Regions from separate parts of the Mus musculus genome. Here region 1 is linked to region 2. A link is a contact called in ENCODE Hi-C or POLR2A ChIA-PET data. All regions are on one chromosome and are shown on one strand. Each heading gives the region's core, a stretch centred on a gene start or an enhancer-like site at or near the end of the contact. The rest is flanking DNA. Distances are from core to core; before and after follow the strand shown. Region 1 holds the start of Gna11 (guanine nucleotide binding protein, alpha 11). Region 2 holds the start of Fzr1 (fizzy and cell division cycle 20 related 1).

Evidence for each region. A loop is a pair of places that touch in the nucleus more often than their neighbours do. ChIA-PET counts read pairs that join two places held with the same protein, here RNA polymerase II (POLR2A).
Region 1: a loop to region 2 is called in a map of gastrocnemius, with 2.3 times the contacts of the local background. The contact joins the promoter of Gna11 here to the promoter of Fzr1 in region 2. A Hi-C loop is called at or near these places in 5 of 37 maps with a recorded cell type or tissue (CH12.LX, gastrocnemius and heart). POLR2A ChIA-PET finds 5 or more read pairs at or near these places in 1 of 5 experiments (Patski).

What each region holds. Positions count from the first base shown.
Region 1 is chr10:81,539,995-81,547,126 of GRCm38, forward strand. It overlaps Gna11 (guanine nucleotide binding protein, alpha 11), which reads right to left and starts at 5,168. Exons shown (of 7, transcript NM_010301.4): 1 at 4,798-5,168. The coding sequence starts at 4,933.
Region 2 is chr10:81,375,260-81,382,851 of GRCm38, forward strand. It overlaps Fzr1 (fizzy and cell division cycle 20 related 1), which reads right to left and starts at 3,111. Exons shown (of 14, transcript NM_019757.1): 1 at 3,011-3,111.

The DNA.
Region 1 (7,132 bases), core at 3,918-6,417, 170 kb after region 2:
CCCTGGGGTGGTGCTGCACCCATTACAGAGCTGTGTTGACACCTGTGACAAGGGCTTTCTGCCCCGCCAGGCCTTGAGTCAGAGCTGTCAATGGTAGCAGGCCCAACTCTGAAGACAACCTACCCATGGCAGGGACCACTGCCCACCATGTGGAGCCCCAGAGGACGGCCATGAGGCAACTGTCCCCTAGAGTGACCACATTCTGTTACTTAGCCACCCTCAGACCTTGTGGTGACCCAGAAGCCAGTCAGTCCCCTGCAGTGTAGAGTCTGAGGACATCAACAGCACACCATGTTAAAGACAGAGAACCCTTGCAGTTGGCAGCCTGACACCCTGAACACCGTGGATCAGTGGACACTGCTGTGGGACACACAAGTGTGGAGTCCCCAGGAACATGCACAGGAACACACTGTGGTTGGTGCCACACTGCCTCACACGCAACACCACAGCTTTTCCCATGGAGCAGGGACACTGTATCACTTGACAGATGGCGACACTGAAGCCTGGACATAAAGACCTACTGGTCACAACTCCAATATGTCCCACCCCCTCTGGCTGTCACAGGCAGCCTAAGCTGAGGGCCTGCTGGGGTTGTCCAGGTTGTCCCTTGAACACTCCAGGCAGCCGATTCCATTGGCCAAAGGGCACTTCTTAAGAACAGTACAGCCCAGCCGGGCGTGGTGGCGCACGCCTTTAATCCCAGCACTCGGGAGGCAGAGGCAGGCGGATTTCTGAGTTCGAGGCCAGCCTGGTCTACAAAGTGAGTTCCAGGACAGCCAGGGATACACAGAGAAACCCTGTCTCGAAAAAACAAAAACAAAAACAAACAAACAAAAAAAACAGTACAGCCTACAGTATGGGTGCCCCATGCTAAGCAGGGGCCACAGCATGAGGAAAATCGGTGGCCTGGACAGAACACTGGTCCTTGATCCCTTCCCAGCAGCATACTGAGGACATGTGTAACCATCACACTGGGGAGCTGCTGGCACAGTGGGTAGAGGCCTGAGATGCTGCTGCACAGTGGCCTGCGGGGAACAATTAGGAGTAATGTCCCCATCACTCACACTAAGGAGAACATGGGTTCAAAGGCCTATGTGTGATGCCGCAGGCACCAAGGAAACAGCAGAAACAGCTCCAGCAATGAGTAGATGCAGGCGCCCCAACTCTCAAGCCACCTAGCCCTGGAAAACTGAGGCACAGACCTGCAAACGTGGCTCCATGGGACAGCAAGGATGCTGACAGTAAAGTACCACCCTGCTCACGCTTGGTCTTTTACATGCTACGCCACTGTGTAAGGCCAGGGAATGCAACTCAGCTCTGTAGACACCTCAGCCCCTGCCCTGCCCTGGCTATCATTCCTAGCCTGCAGTGACACCCTGGAAGGCACCCGGTCAGTGGCTGACAAAGTGCACAAACAGCCCAGGGGCTGACCTCTCCCTGTATTTACCATGCTCCTAGGGCCACATAGCCTGTCCTTAGCAGGACCACTAGTACTGAGTGCCAGCTGGAGAGGAAGAAGCAAGCCCATGCAGGTCACCACGGCTACAGCCACCTCAGATAGGCCTCGCCACAGAGTGGGGACAGCACTGCACTCGTGGAACCCCCAAGTCCTTAGAGATACAACCTGTCCCCTCTTTTGGAGACAGGGTCTCATGCTGCCCAGGATAGTCTTGAACTCCCTATGTAGTTGAGATGATCTTGAACTCTGGATCTTCCTGCCTGCACTCTAAACACCTAAACACCTGGTTTGTGTGGCGCTGGGGATAGATATGTCTTTCTGGGAATCAGTTCAAGGATCTCACGGGGGAGGGGCAGCGCATCCTTGGCCTCCTGGGATGGCCTGAAGCCACCAGGATCTGGAGACAGAAGCAGTAAGTAGAGATCCAGCTGAGGCCTTCTTCCCAGGGCAGAAGTCAGGCCCAACCCTTGGGCCACCCCCGCCGGATCCCCGGCCTTTGGCCGCCCAGCCCACGGCTCGGGACAGGAAGCTGGGAGCCAACCTCCTGCTTTATTTAGAAAGCTGGGCCCAGCCCTGCCCGGCCTCCGGGACAGGGATTTCTAAGCGAAAGTTCTGGGTGGCTGGCTCCCCAGTGACAGCACTGCTCTGCCCCAGCCTGGAGCCACACAGGGAAGCAGAGGTCCCTAGGGTCTGCAGAGTCTGAGGCCATAGGAACCTCTGAACAGCCTGATTAAGTGTGGAACTGGAAGCCCTGTTGGCCACAGGGTCGCTCCTGGTAGTCTCATGCCCATCACTGCTCACCACCAGAGCCACCTAAGTGTCCCAGGACAAGCCTGGAGCGTGTCACCCTCCAGTGGGGAGGTGCACACAGTTCCGTGTGGCTTCAGTTCTGAGAACTTGCACTGGCCACCAATTAGTTTTGCAAGTTACTTTATATCAGGTACCACCATGCACAACTCCAGGGGGGTGCCTCAGCCTAGGTACACTGAGTGATGTCTAGGGATGCAGCTCACTACCCTGCAGTGACCAGGACGCCCACCCCAAGAACAAGCCTGCAGTCAATGCTCTGCCTGGCTGAACAATCTCCCCAGGCCACACAGGGACTGGAAGAACAGGAGGAGGATATAAAACCCACTCCCAGACTGTTTGCCACAGATGCACACCAGGTATGACGATGGCGGCTTCAAACCTGGGGAAAGAGGTCAGAGTCCTGCACACAGAGAGGAGCTCTTTCCAAAAGGACCACTCGGGGAATGGGGCAGGGGGACCCTGCCTGCTCCAGAGGGCAGGGCTCCAGAAGAGCAATCCCTGCCCTGCTTCCACCTCAGGCGGTAGGGCACAGGGTCTCCACCCTCCAGACAGCTGATGTAAAATCAGGGACAGCCAATCAATGAGGCAGCCTGCAGGAGGGTGGAGCAGGTCTCACCGAACCCCCACCCCCAATACCTGGGACAAAGAGACTGCTAGAGAACCAAGGTCATGGTCACCTCCTCCGGGAAGCCCTCACAGCAAGACCCTGAGCAGTGCCCAATGCTCACTCCCGTCCTCCCTTTACCCTTCTGCTCTTGTAAAGCAAATCCCAGACTCTACAACGGGCGCAGGACCCTTCTGTGGGAAGGGTGTGACTGCAGACACAGGTGCCCTGAGGGCACAGGTGGCAGTTAAGAACCAAATTGCCTTGGGTAGAGGCAAGGTGCTGTGTGCAGGTCAATGCAGAGTCCTTCAGCTGCTGGTCAGCTTAGCCAGGCCATAGCACAGAGGGCCAGGGAGCACTCCTGAATCCGAGGGGACTTCAAGGCCAGCTTTGGGGACAGGACAGAGCTGGGATGACACACTATTGGGCTCAGCCAACCAATGTCATCTTTACCTGGCAGCTGCTGACCCCCTGCAGAGGTGGGCTAGGGCCATACTGTGGCCCCCATATGACTACCCTGGGGCCACTGCTGTTTGCTCTGGGCTGCTCTGTCCTCTTCTTATCCCATCCTTCCTGGAAAGCTGCATAGAGCTTTGAGGGAATCCCACCATGCTGGAGAAAAGTAACCAAGGCTCCATGACCCTGAGAACCACACAGGCCACAGCAACAGAAGACAGCGTGTACTCCTACCTGACATCTCTCATGGGACAATTGGAGTATCACTGCCCTCCACCCCTCCTAGTCAAAGGCTCCCCACAGTCCTTTCCTCAGGTTCTCCAAGGCCACCCTTTGTCCTGGGTCCCCATTCTTGAACTGCATGTAGCTCATCTGGGATCTGGGAGGGGCAGGCAGAGCTCCCCAGTCTGTTTTGTAAACCCCCACAGGGCCCAGGCTACCCTGTCCTCATTTTGGGCTCTTATTTGGGGTGACAACAAGAGGACCTGGGCTCCCTGGCTCCCAGCAACAGGTGGGCCTTGAGGAGTCAGAACCCCAGGAAGTGACAGACACACATTGAGCTTCCCTGGGGTGGGTGGGGTGTGGAGAGGACAAGACTGGACCCCCAGGAGGCAGGACAGGGCCAGGGAGGCTGCAAGGCTGACTGCTGTCAACCTACTGGGTTCCGGCACAACAGAAGCCCAAAGAAGAAAAGCCACCCACTCCAATGTGGAGGAATTCAGAGGATCTATGGAAAAGAGAGGGAGACTGAGGAGTACCCACGAAAGCAACAAGCCAGAAGCAAAGCAGGACCATTTGGGTGTATAGTCCTTGGAGGTAGAGAGGAGGGTGCAACCCTTTGGGAACTGTCTTGGGGAGTCTGTAATCCAAAGGGGCATCATGAGAGCAAGACAGCTTACAGGGCTCACCGGAGGCTATGTGGGGACAATGGAAAGGAGAGAGCCTACTTGGTGCGGCAGGGCCAAGGGCCACCTCCGTGCAAGAATTCTCAGGAGCGACAGAAAGCAAGTCTCCCAGGGTCCTGGGGCCCAATGTGGCCAGCAGATGCAAAATCTCACCACAGATATCAGAGGCAGGAGGCTGACCCCGAATGAATCTAAGGCCTGGATAACAGAAAGGCTGGCCACAAAGGGTCGCACAGGCTGAGCCCAGGGGACCACACGGGAGAAGCTGGCCACCACAGGCCCAAGCCACCTGCACTGCTCAGGGTGCAGCGATCCCGGAAGGGCTGACCGCTGCAGGGCAGCGCTGACTAGTTGCCCCGAGGACATCCGAGGTGGCCCGACAGGCCGTGGGCAGCGGTCTGAAGGGGTCGCACCCGACTGTCACCGCGCGCTACTCGCCGGGGACCAGAGACCGCGGCGGCTGCAGCACCCTGCGCGCGCGGAGACCCCGGCAAGGCCCGGATGCCCCGTGCACCCACCCGGTCCCCGTGACAGAGGTCCCACGGCACGGGCACGCAGCTCACCAAGTAGCAGCAGCTTGAGCTCGCGCCGGGCGTCGCGCTTGTCCCGCCGCAGCTGTTTCTCGATCTCCGCGTTGATGCGCTTCGACTCCTTCACCTCGTCGCTCAGGCAACACGCCATCATGGACTCCAGAGTCATCGTCGCGGTCCTCCGGCTGCCGCCGGCCCGGCCCTACCTCTTCCCGGTTCCCCGAAGGCCACGGCCCGGCCCCAGAGGCGCGTCCACCGTCCGCGCCGTGCAGCGCAGCCGCCGCCGCCGCCGCTACCCGCAGCCGTCGCCACCGAGCGCCGGCGCCCGAGGACCTGAAGCGCTGCCACGGGCCCCGGGACGGGCAGGCGGCGCGGCCAATGGGAGGGGCCGCACGGCTGCGCGCGCGCGCGCGCCGCAGGGACAGGACTTTAGGATCGCCTGGGGGCGGGGCCTCGCCGCTCGGGGGCGGGGTCTGGAGGGCGCAGCGCAAGCGCGCGTGGGGTTGCGTCGACGTGGGAAGGGGTTGAACGGTTCGCGGCTGGGCGCGGACGCCGAGGATTGTGGGAATGGGGAGGACTCGGAAGCCCGAGCTCGGTTCCTTTCGGGAGGCGAAGCGAGGCTCGGCTCGGGGAGGCGCCGCTCGGCTACACTCGGCTCCTCTCGGCTCGGGCAGGCGCCGCTCGGCTGCGCTCGGCTTCTCTCGGCTCCCCGAGGCTGTGCTGAGAGCGCCAAGAGAGAGGCTGCAGTTCTCTGGAGCGAGGCCGTCACCGCCTGCGGATGTGAGAAAACGCCCTGACCGGCTCGCTCATCCATTCCTAAGCAGGCCTATCGTGTGCCAGGCAGAAATTCATGCCCTACTGTGTACAGTACATTCATGCAGCACTCGTTAAATACCACACAGGTCACAAGTATGAACACAATGCTTGCTGTAGAGTATACACTGATGCGGCAGCCTGTGGTAGCTCAGGCATTAATATCACATCTACTGTATACCAAGCCTTAAGGAAACACGCATATGTAACTGCCACATTCAATATAGGGTATACAAACCAAGTGTTTTTCACATATACAACGTATGCCAAATATGAATGCTGTGCCTGCCGTATACCACATATTGTATATAGCTCCTACTGTGTACTATGTGCTGATGCAGCACAGTACCTCCTATTAATATGCTGCCTGATTTCATATATATATGTGTGTGTATATATATATATATACATATATACATATGTCATATATGTGTGTATATGTACATATGTGTGTATATATACATACACATATATGTATATATGTATATGTGTGTATATATATACACACGCACACACACACACACATACATACATATATACTGTCAACCAGGCTTACTGGCAGGTGAAGAATAAGCATTATTAACAGTCTGCCTGCTGTATACCAAGCACCAATTTACGCTGTTGTTGTGCATGTGAACGCCCATGAATGTGGTTTGCATGTGCTGGAGTGGAACCCACCCCACCCCCGCCCCCCGCATGTACCAGGCAGGTAAGTTCCCTGTTGGTGGGTCAATCTGAGTCCCCCAAGTGTAAACTAACTCACAAACCTGAGAAGTGTTTTCTACCTTCCAGAAAGAGGCATGCGTACCCAGTCAGCACTCAATCAGGGCATGTGTCAATAATAAGAGACTACAAAGAACTTGAAAGTCAGGCCTGTGCTGCATGCGTTCCTGTCCCAGTCCCTGCCTGATTGCCCAGCCTTGAGATAAGACGGCAAGGGGAGGGTCAAAGTCTTCATTTACTAGCTGATTGGGGTTGTGGGGAGATTATTCCTCTGAAACTCTCCTATCAGGGCCTCTGTCCCCACCCCAGGAGTTCATGGCCCAGACAAGGGGCTCCCGGGTGGCCCAATGTGGTCAAAGTTCCTCTTGCAGCTCATAGGCGCAACCCCTTGAGCCTTGACCATCCCAGTGCTGGAATGACAGGCATATGCCATGATGCCTGTTCACATTTATCTTTGTGTGCATACATAGTTTCCTTTTCTTAAAATAATTTAATCTTATTTTACATGCACTGATGTTTTCCTTGCCTGTGAGGGTGTCACATCTCTGGAGCTGGAGTTACAGGTGGCTGTGAACCCCCAGTGGATACTGGGAACCAAACCTGGGTCCTCTGCAGGAACAGCAAGTACGGTACCACTGGGCCATACTACCCTCCAGCCCCTGTGAGCTGTTCTGTTTGGATTCATGGGTTAGGGATCATCACCTGGTAAATTGTCGGCAAAAAAGGGTTCCAAGCAGCCAGGCCTTGGCGCACGCCTTTAATTCCAGCACCTTGGAGGCAGAGGCAGTTGGATCTCTCGTGAGGTTCAAGGTGGTCTGGTCTACAGAGTGAG
Region 2 (7,592 bases), core at 1,861-4,360:
CCTTTGTGAGGCCAGGCACACCTGCCACCTGGCATGTGGGAGGCTGAGGCAAGAGGATTGTTGAATGTTTCAGGCTGCCTGAGCCAAAGTGAGACTGTGGTTAGAAATAAAACCCAGAAAAACTGGTGCTGAGAGGGTTCAGGAGGCAACCCCAGCCAAGCCTACAGGCCTGCCCTGCAGCCCAGGGACTCATGAGGTGGATGGAAGAGTTCACCCCAAAGGCTCCCTGTGAGGCAGGGACACATGCGCGCGTGCGCACACAGACACAGACAGAGTGCTGAGTCAACACGTGCTGCTGTAGTGGAGGACCACCTCTAAGACCAGCTCCGGAGCATCCAACGTCCTCTCTGGTCTCAAGCTCCTACACACAGAGAGACACAGACACACACACACGAAATAAAAAAGAATGTTGCACTGACTGCCCTTCCGAAGGTCCTGCGTTCAAAACCCAGCAACCACATGGTGGCTCACAACCACCCATAATGAGATCTGCCACCCTCTTCTGATGCATCAGAAGCCAACTATAGTGTACTTATGTATAATAATAAATAATTTAAAAAACAAATAAATAAATGTGGCTGGAGAGGGGGCTCAGCCGTGTAAAGACCACAGGCAACGAGCCCAAGTTTGGCCTCCAGCACCCATATTAAGTGATTCGGAACCACCCATAATTCCAGGTGTGGGACACAGCACCCCTTTGGCCTTCTGTGGGCAATGCCTGTCTTTGGCAAACATACAGACAAGCAGATACACACACATATACATAAAAATACACACAGCTAGGCTGGAGAGATGGTTCAGTGGTTAAGAGCACTAACTGCTCTTCCAGAGGTCCTGAGTTCAATTCCTAGCAACAACATGGTGGCTTACAACCATCTGTAATGGGATCGGATGCCCCTTTCTGGTGTGTCTGAAGACAGCTACAGTGTACTCATGTACATAAAATAAATAAATCCTTTTAAAAAAATAGTAGAATAAACACAGTTGGGCGGGAGACATGGTTTAGCTCTTCCAGAGGACCGCAGTTCAATTCCCAGCACCTACACAGCAGCTCACAACTGTAACTTCAGTTTCAGGGGATCTGACACCCTTTTCCAGTCTCTACCAGCAACAGGCACAAATGTAATACCTAGATATAAACACAGGAAAAATACCCATACACATAAAAATATCAAAAAAGCCACACATACACTTTTTTCTTTTGTTTTTTTCAAGACAGTTTCTCTGTGTAGCCCTGGCTCTCCTGGAACTACTCTGTTGACCAGGCTGGCCTTGAACAGAGAGATTGGCCTGCTTTTGCCTCTACATGAACTATTACTGCCCAGCACCCACATACATCTTTTAAAAATAATGTTAAAGGTAAAGAAGGCTATGGGCGTGGTCAGGGGTGGAGCCCCTGTCTAGAATCTCCCAGTGAGGGGCTGGGGGTGTGGTCAGGGTGGAGCCCCTGCCTAGAATTTCCCAGTAAGGGGCTGGAGCCTGGCTCATTGGTGACCTCTCTCTTCTAAGCATGTGCAAAGGCCTTAGGTTTCATGCCCAGAACCAGGAAATAAACCACACCAAGACTCCTCCAGTGCACACTTAGCTCCTGACCCTCTATCCGAAGGAAGCAAAGAGACCCTTGAACCACAAAACATGGGCTAAACTCCTCAAGTACCAAATCCACACTTGAGAACTCCATTAATCTTTACAACACATGCCATCCCAGCCCCATGAGAGCTAGAGCCACCAACTCCCTTTCTTTCTAAGCCCTGATCCCGAGAGCCAGAGGTGGTGTCTGTTCTGGGTGAATCTTCACTGGGGAATCACCCTCATTCAAACAGCAGGAAGGAGCTAGGACTGGGACTCAGCAGCCAGAGGAATGAGGTCATCTCTCAGACAGGACGGGTAGGGGGCGTGCTTCCCACCAGGTGTTCTCAACAAGGAGTGCATCCCACCAGGTGCTCTCAATTAGCAGAGAATTTAGGGGAGCGGGGTAGGAAGGTAATGCCTATACAGAGGTTGGTGTCAGGCTTACAGCTGGAGACAAGTGAAGTTGGTGGGGTGATTTAAGGGCTTTGTAGGGGACAATGGCTTTGGATCAGGGATAGAGGATGGAAGGACCTGGACTTGCATTTGAAGACACAGAGTGGAGGTTCAGATCTGAGAGGGTACGTGGTGGATTTGGGGACACAGAATGTCTGTGGTTTCTGGCCATGTCTCCCCTGAGATGAGACACCTGGTTGTTGGCTGAACCACTGGGTGTTTACGGCAAATTTAGTTCACAATCCTTCCCACCTGGGGAATGCCAGATTTGAGACTCCTGGACTCTGGAGGTTGACTCAGATCCCAGTTTGGATGTAGGGAGCATCTGAGGCAGGGGGATTTACATTTGGAAGTCAACAGGGTGCAGATGAATGGTTTGCAGTTGAGTCTTGAGTGATCAGCATGAGACAGAATGCTCTAAATTTAAGGGAACATAGCTCAAAAGAATACAGAGTGTTGGTGACAGGGCGAGGTCATTGGGGACAGACCGTCTGAGATCTGACTCAGGACCTCACCTGAATTGGGTGGTTTTGGTGGAAGTAGTAAAGGGTGACCTGAATTTGGGGGCGCAAGGAGCCTGACCTAGGGTTCTGAGCTGCAACATGTGGAATGCCTGGATTTGGACATTAGCCGTGCTCTGAACAAGGCTCTGGGCGATGATTGCTGTGATGGACAGAGCGAGGTCAAGGCGAGGTTGCCGGGTGAGGGGACTCAGGGTTGGGGTGACTCAGGGCCTCATCTGGGAAGCTGGTTTGCATTCTGGGGTTCGGGGGAACAAGACGGGTGGTGCCCTGGATTCGAGGGGAGCAACTATCAGAGCAGAGCTCTGGGGATGGAGGACTCTGACAGACTCAGAGAGCTGGCGGGGTCGGGGCCGGTACTGGAGGTCGCTGGGATGTGGGGTTCAGGATCAGGCCGCACTGGAGCCCCAGAGAAGGAAGGGGTCGGCTGGGGGGGCGGGTCCCCGAGTCACCCGTGTCCTCACCTGCCTCGCTCCGGTCGCCAGCCGGCACCCGCCGGTTCCCGCCGGTCCCAGGAACACGCCGCGCCTGTTCGAGGCCCCGCCGTTGCGACAGGCCCCGCCGCCGCTGCTCACGGGAATCCCCCGGCCTCCGCGGTAGCTAATATGGCGGAACTCAGTGGCAACCCGACTCCCTCCCCCAATCTGTCCCGCAGGCCGCGCGCGCGCCCGCGACCGGCCCCGCCGCCCAGCGCATCACCGCGCCTAGGCCACGCCCCCTAGGTCCTCCCCCCCAACGCCGCCAAGGTTTTCCGTGGGCAAGCCACGCCCTCAGCCACGCTCACGGCCCACACGCACGGATCTCTCCGCCAACCCCCTGTGGCCTGTGCTGAAGCCACGCCCCTCGAGTTACCAACGCCTCTCCTAGGCCACGCCCCCACACCGCCTCTTTCCCTGTCCCTTGCGGGCACGCCCCCTAGACACTCCCACTCTGTGCCGTGCTCGCGTCCACCCCAAACAGCTGCGCCTGCGCGCCCCAGCGCGGAGCAGCTCGGGAGTATGGGACGTCCTTCAGGATTTAAATCAATACAGGAAGCGAGACGGCACTTGTTGCCCGGGGCAACCGTGTTGGGATGAGCAGTCGGGGAAGACCACGGCTGAATGGGGGGGGGGGACGACTAGAACAGGAGTAACTAGGCGCGGAGGAAGGCGTGGCTCCTGTTTGTGGAAGAAGTGGGGCGCTTCCCCCTGAAGCTATGATTCACTCAACAGTTAAGTGACTACCCCACGGATGGCGCTCGGCGCGCGGACGCTGCTGGTTACTCACTGTGCGTTTATTGTTTTCAATTTTCGAGCTACCTTTTTCTCTCTAGCCAGGCTAGCCTCGAGCTGGAAGCAATTCTCCAGCCTCAACTTCTGCATTGTTAGAACGACTGTTAGACACCTGCCCCCCCAAAATATTTATCGTGTCCCTGAGTACTCACTCCCAGAAGCCCCAAGTGATGACAGCTGGAAATAAACCTCAAGAGGGTCCAGGTTCAAAACCATACATGTTGGGCCCATCACAATGGCTCAAAAGGTAGGGTGATTGCAGCTAAGCCAGCTGGAGCCCACCTTATACCCAGGATCACTTGGTAGAGGGCGAGAACCAACTCCTGCAAGGTGTAACTCTGACCATCCCATGGGCACACCTGTGCCAGCCCCTGGGTAAATGACACTAAACAAATTAAGAACACAGACTGTTCTTCCAAGAGGTCCTGAGTTCAATTCCCACATGGTGGCTCACAACCATCTGTAATGGGATCCGATGTCCTCTTCTGGTGTGTCTGAAGATAGCGACAGTGTACTTACATAAAACACGTAAATAAATCTTAAAAAACAAAACAAAACACCAAAAAAAAAAAAAAACCCAAATAGGGTTGGGTTTTGTTGTGTTGTTTGGCCTTCTGTTTGGTTTTTCGAGTTAGGGTCTCTTAGTGTAGCCCTGGCTGTCCTGGAACTTGCTGTGCAGACCAGGCTGGCATCAAACTCAGAGATCTGTCTGCCTTTACCTCCCAAGAGCTGGGATCAAAAGCATGCACCATCAATTACAGGCACAAGTAGAACTATTTAAAAAATTAAATGCACATAGGGCAAAGGATGAGCCTCGGGCTGAGTGAGCTCAGTGGACATAGTGGGAAGGGGTTGTGCAAAGGACTTCTGGTGTTCAACACATGCTGCTATCTCAGTCTCAGATTCCCGTTGGTGGTTGAGCACTCTTCCTGTGGGGTCTACTCAGATCCAACGTAATGCCAAAACAAATTATACTACAAGGCTTTGGGGGGAGTTGGGCCGTTCTCCTTACCTGGCAGATTGTGATAGCCATAGCCAGAGCAAGAGAGGGGCTGGCAGCTGTTCAGAAATGGAACAGCCAAGACTCAAGACCAGGCCTCTGCAAGTGGAGCCACCCACTCAGAACCTCCTACAGCAACATGGATGCCCCTTTAGTCACAATCTAGTGCCCACCCTCTGGAGAAGGGACAAGCCCCATGGCCGAAGTGGGACATAACACAGCCATGAAAAAGGCCAGGGATCTAATGGGTTATAAAGCAGAGGGACCCGGAAGGACATGGCTCAGTGAGAGGGCCAGACACAAAGTGCCACGCCCACCTTGTGGACTCTGACAGGAAATGTCCAGAGATGGGAAGAAGATTCCTGGGTGCCAGTGGCTGGAGGAGGTTCAGGTGAGAAGTTAGGACATTCAGGGAGACCCTGGCTCAGAATAAATAATGAAGGAGCTGGTGAAGGTGCTTTCTGCCAAGCCTGAAATGTTGAAGTTTGATCCCCAGGTCCACGTGGAGGAAGGAGAGAGTGGGTGCCTTTTCAGGTGGCCTCCACAGCAGCACGGTGGTGTGCACACACACGAGTACACACAAGAAATAAACATTCACAGATTTCAAATAATACACCTGGAAATACTGCAGTAAATATTAAATACAACTGGAGATATAGCTCCATAGGAGTGTTTGCCTAACACCAGTGAGGATTATGCTTAGCACCCACCAAAAAATAAATTACAATACACTTTAAGGCCAGGTCTGGACCCTTACCTGGCACATACCACCCTCTACAGCATTAGCTCCACACAAACCAGGCAAGGTGGAGCTCACCCTGAGGCATGGAGTCAGGAGGATCAGGAGCTCCACATGGGCTGGGAGTAATGGCATTGGCTCTTGCAGAGGACCTGGGTTCAACTCACAGCAGCCTGTGGCGACTCACAACCAACCATAACTCCAGAGGAATCCGATGCCATTTCTGGCCTCTGATGTTACTGCATAAACGTGTTCCACATAAACTCACACTGACACATACACACCAAGCCGTTAAGAGAGAACAAAGAAGAAAATCTGAAAAGTTATTTTGATGATATAGCAAAGTTTATAAATCTATTCCTTTGTTAAATTTTATTATTAAGTTTGATTAACTTGGCATAACCGATGGGGGCAGGGCAGAAAAGCTTAGTCCCTGGGTCTGGAGAAGACAGCGCTGGGTGTGGTGATGGAGAAGCCTGCACCAGCCTGCTGGGGGTGCACAGAAGGTGTCCCCATGCAAGACTTGCAGAGTACCTGCAGACGCTCTGGCCCTGGGGCGCCTGGAACCTGAGCCTGCGGACCTCAGCAAATGCATAGCCCAGGCCAGCCTGTCTGGGCTGCAGTGTGGCACAGCTGTACTCCACCTGGCTCTGTTGTCAAAACATAAATAGATGAAAAAAAAAACCTACAAAAATTGGAGGTGTGGGCAATGGCATAGTAACATGCTTGCCCTGAAAACGTGAGACAGGAGTTCAGATGTCAAGCCATGGGGCCAGTGAGATGACTGGGCAGGCAAAGTGCCTGCCACCAAGCTGAGGGACCTGAGGTCGATTCTCAGAAGACATGGTGGAAGGAGGAGCTGACTTCTGCACATGACACCTTGGTATATGTGATCTACCCATAAATGTAACAAAATAAAATGACAACAGAGCCAAATAGCCAGTTTCAGTGACAAAGGCTTGTGGTCCCACAGCTCAGGCACTGAGGCTAGAAGAGACATAGGGTTCATTTCAATAACAACCCCCCATTTTGTTTATTTTGTTTTCAAGACCGAGTTTACTGTTTTTAGGCCTGGCTGTCCTGGATTCACTTTGTAGGCCAGGCTGGCCTCAAATTTAGAGATCCACCTGCCTCTGCCTCCAGAGTGCTGGGATTAAAGGCGATGCTTCCACTGCCAGGCTAATAAAACCCAGTCTTGTACTGACAGAGACAGGAGTGATGGGGCCACACACTAGCCACTGCTGGCTGACCAACCATAGCTGCTGAGGGAAAGTCATGGATGCTGGGTCCTGGGTGGCATTTTCTGCTCTCAGCTCCTCCCAGGGCAGCCTTGGCAGCATGCCAAGCTCTGAATTCATATCTGCTTCCTGCACTCTTGGGCCTATCCCTTCCCACTGGCTGGTATGGGGGCTGGATCACACCTGATATCACCGGATCCTGTGATCTGTTACAGCAACCACAGCCTTTCCTGAAGCTTCGTGTAAACATCAAAGCTGTGTCCTATGGCAAGCTGGCCAGGGTGACAGTGCGGTCCCTTATCTGCGGCCATGTGTTTATGTTTTTTTTTCTGTGCATATGAACGTGCACAGATGGAAGTGTCTTCCTCAATCATTCTTATGTTTTGAGACCTGGTCTCTCACTCCACCCGGCCTCCACACACGCTACCTCACCTGGGGAAGGCACTTTCAGAGCCCACAGGATGTACATGAACAGTTGTGGTCTGTGGTCCCAGAACTCAGGAGGCAGTGTCCCATGTTGGAGGCCAGCCCTGGGCTGCAGAGCAAGATGCTGGTCACAAAAACAAACATCTAGAGAGGAAATCCAACCAAGAAATCAAAAAGTGACTCTGGGCCCAACCGTGTCAGCTCCATTGTGGGTTTCCTCCCATGTTGCTTGCCCATGGAGGACTGCTTAGCAAAGAGCCGCATCACAGAGCAGACGTGATTTTTCTCTTGTATTTTAAGGCAGGTGTTCACTATGTAGCGCTGGATGGAACTTGCTGTGTAGATCTGGCCTCAAACTCACAGAGCTCCACC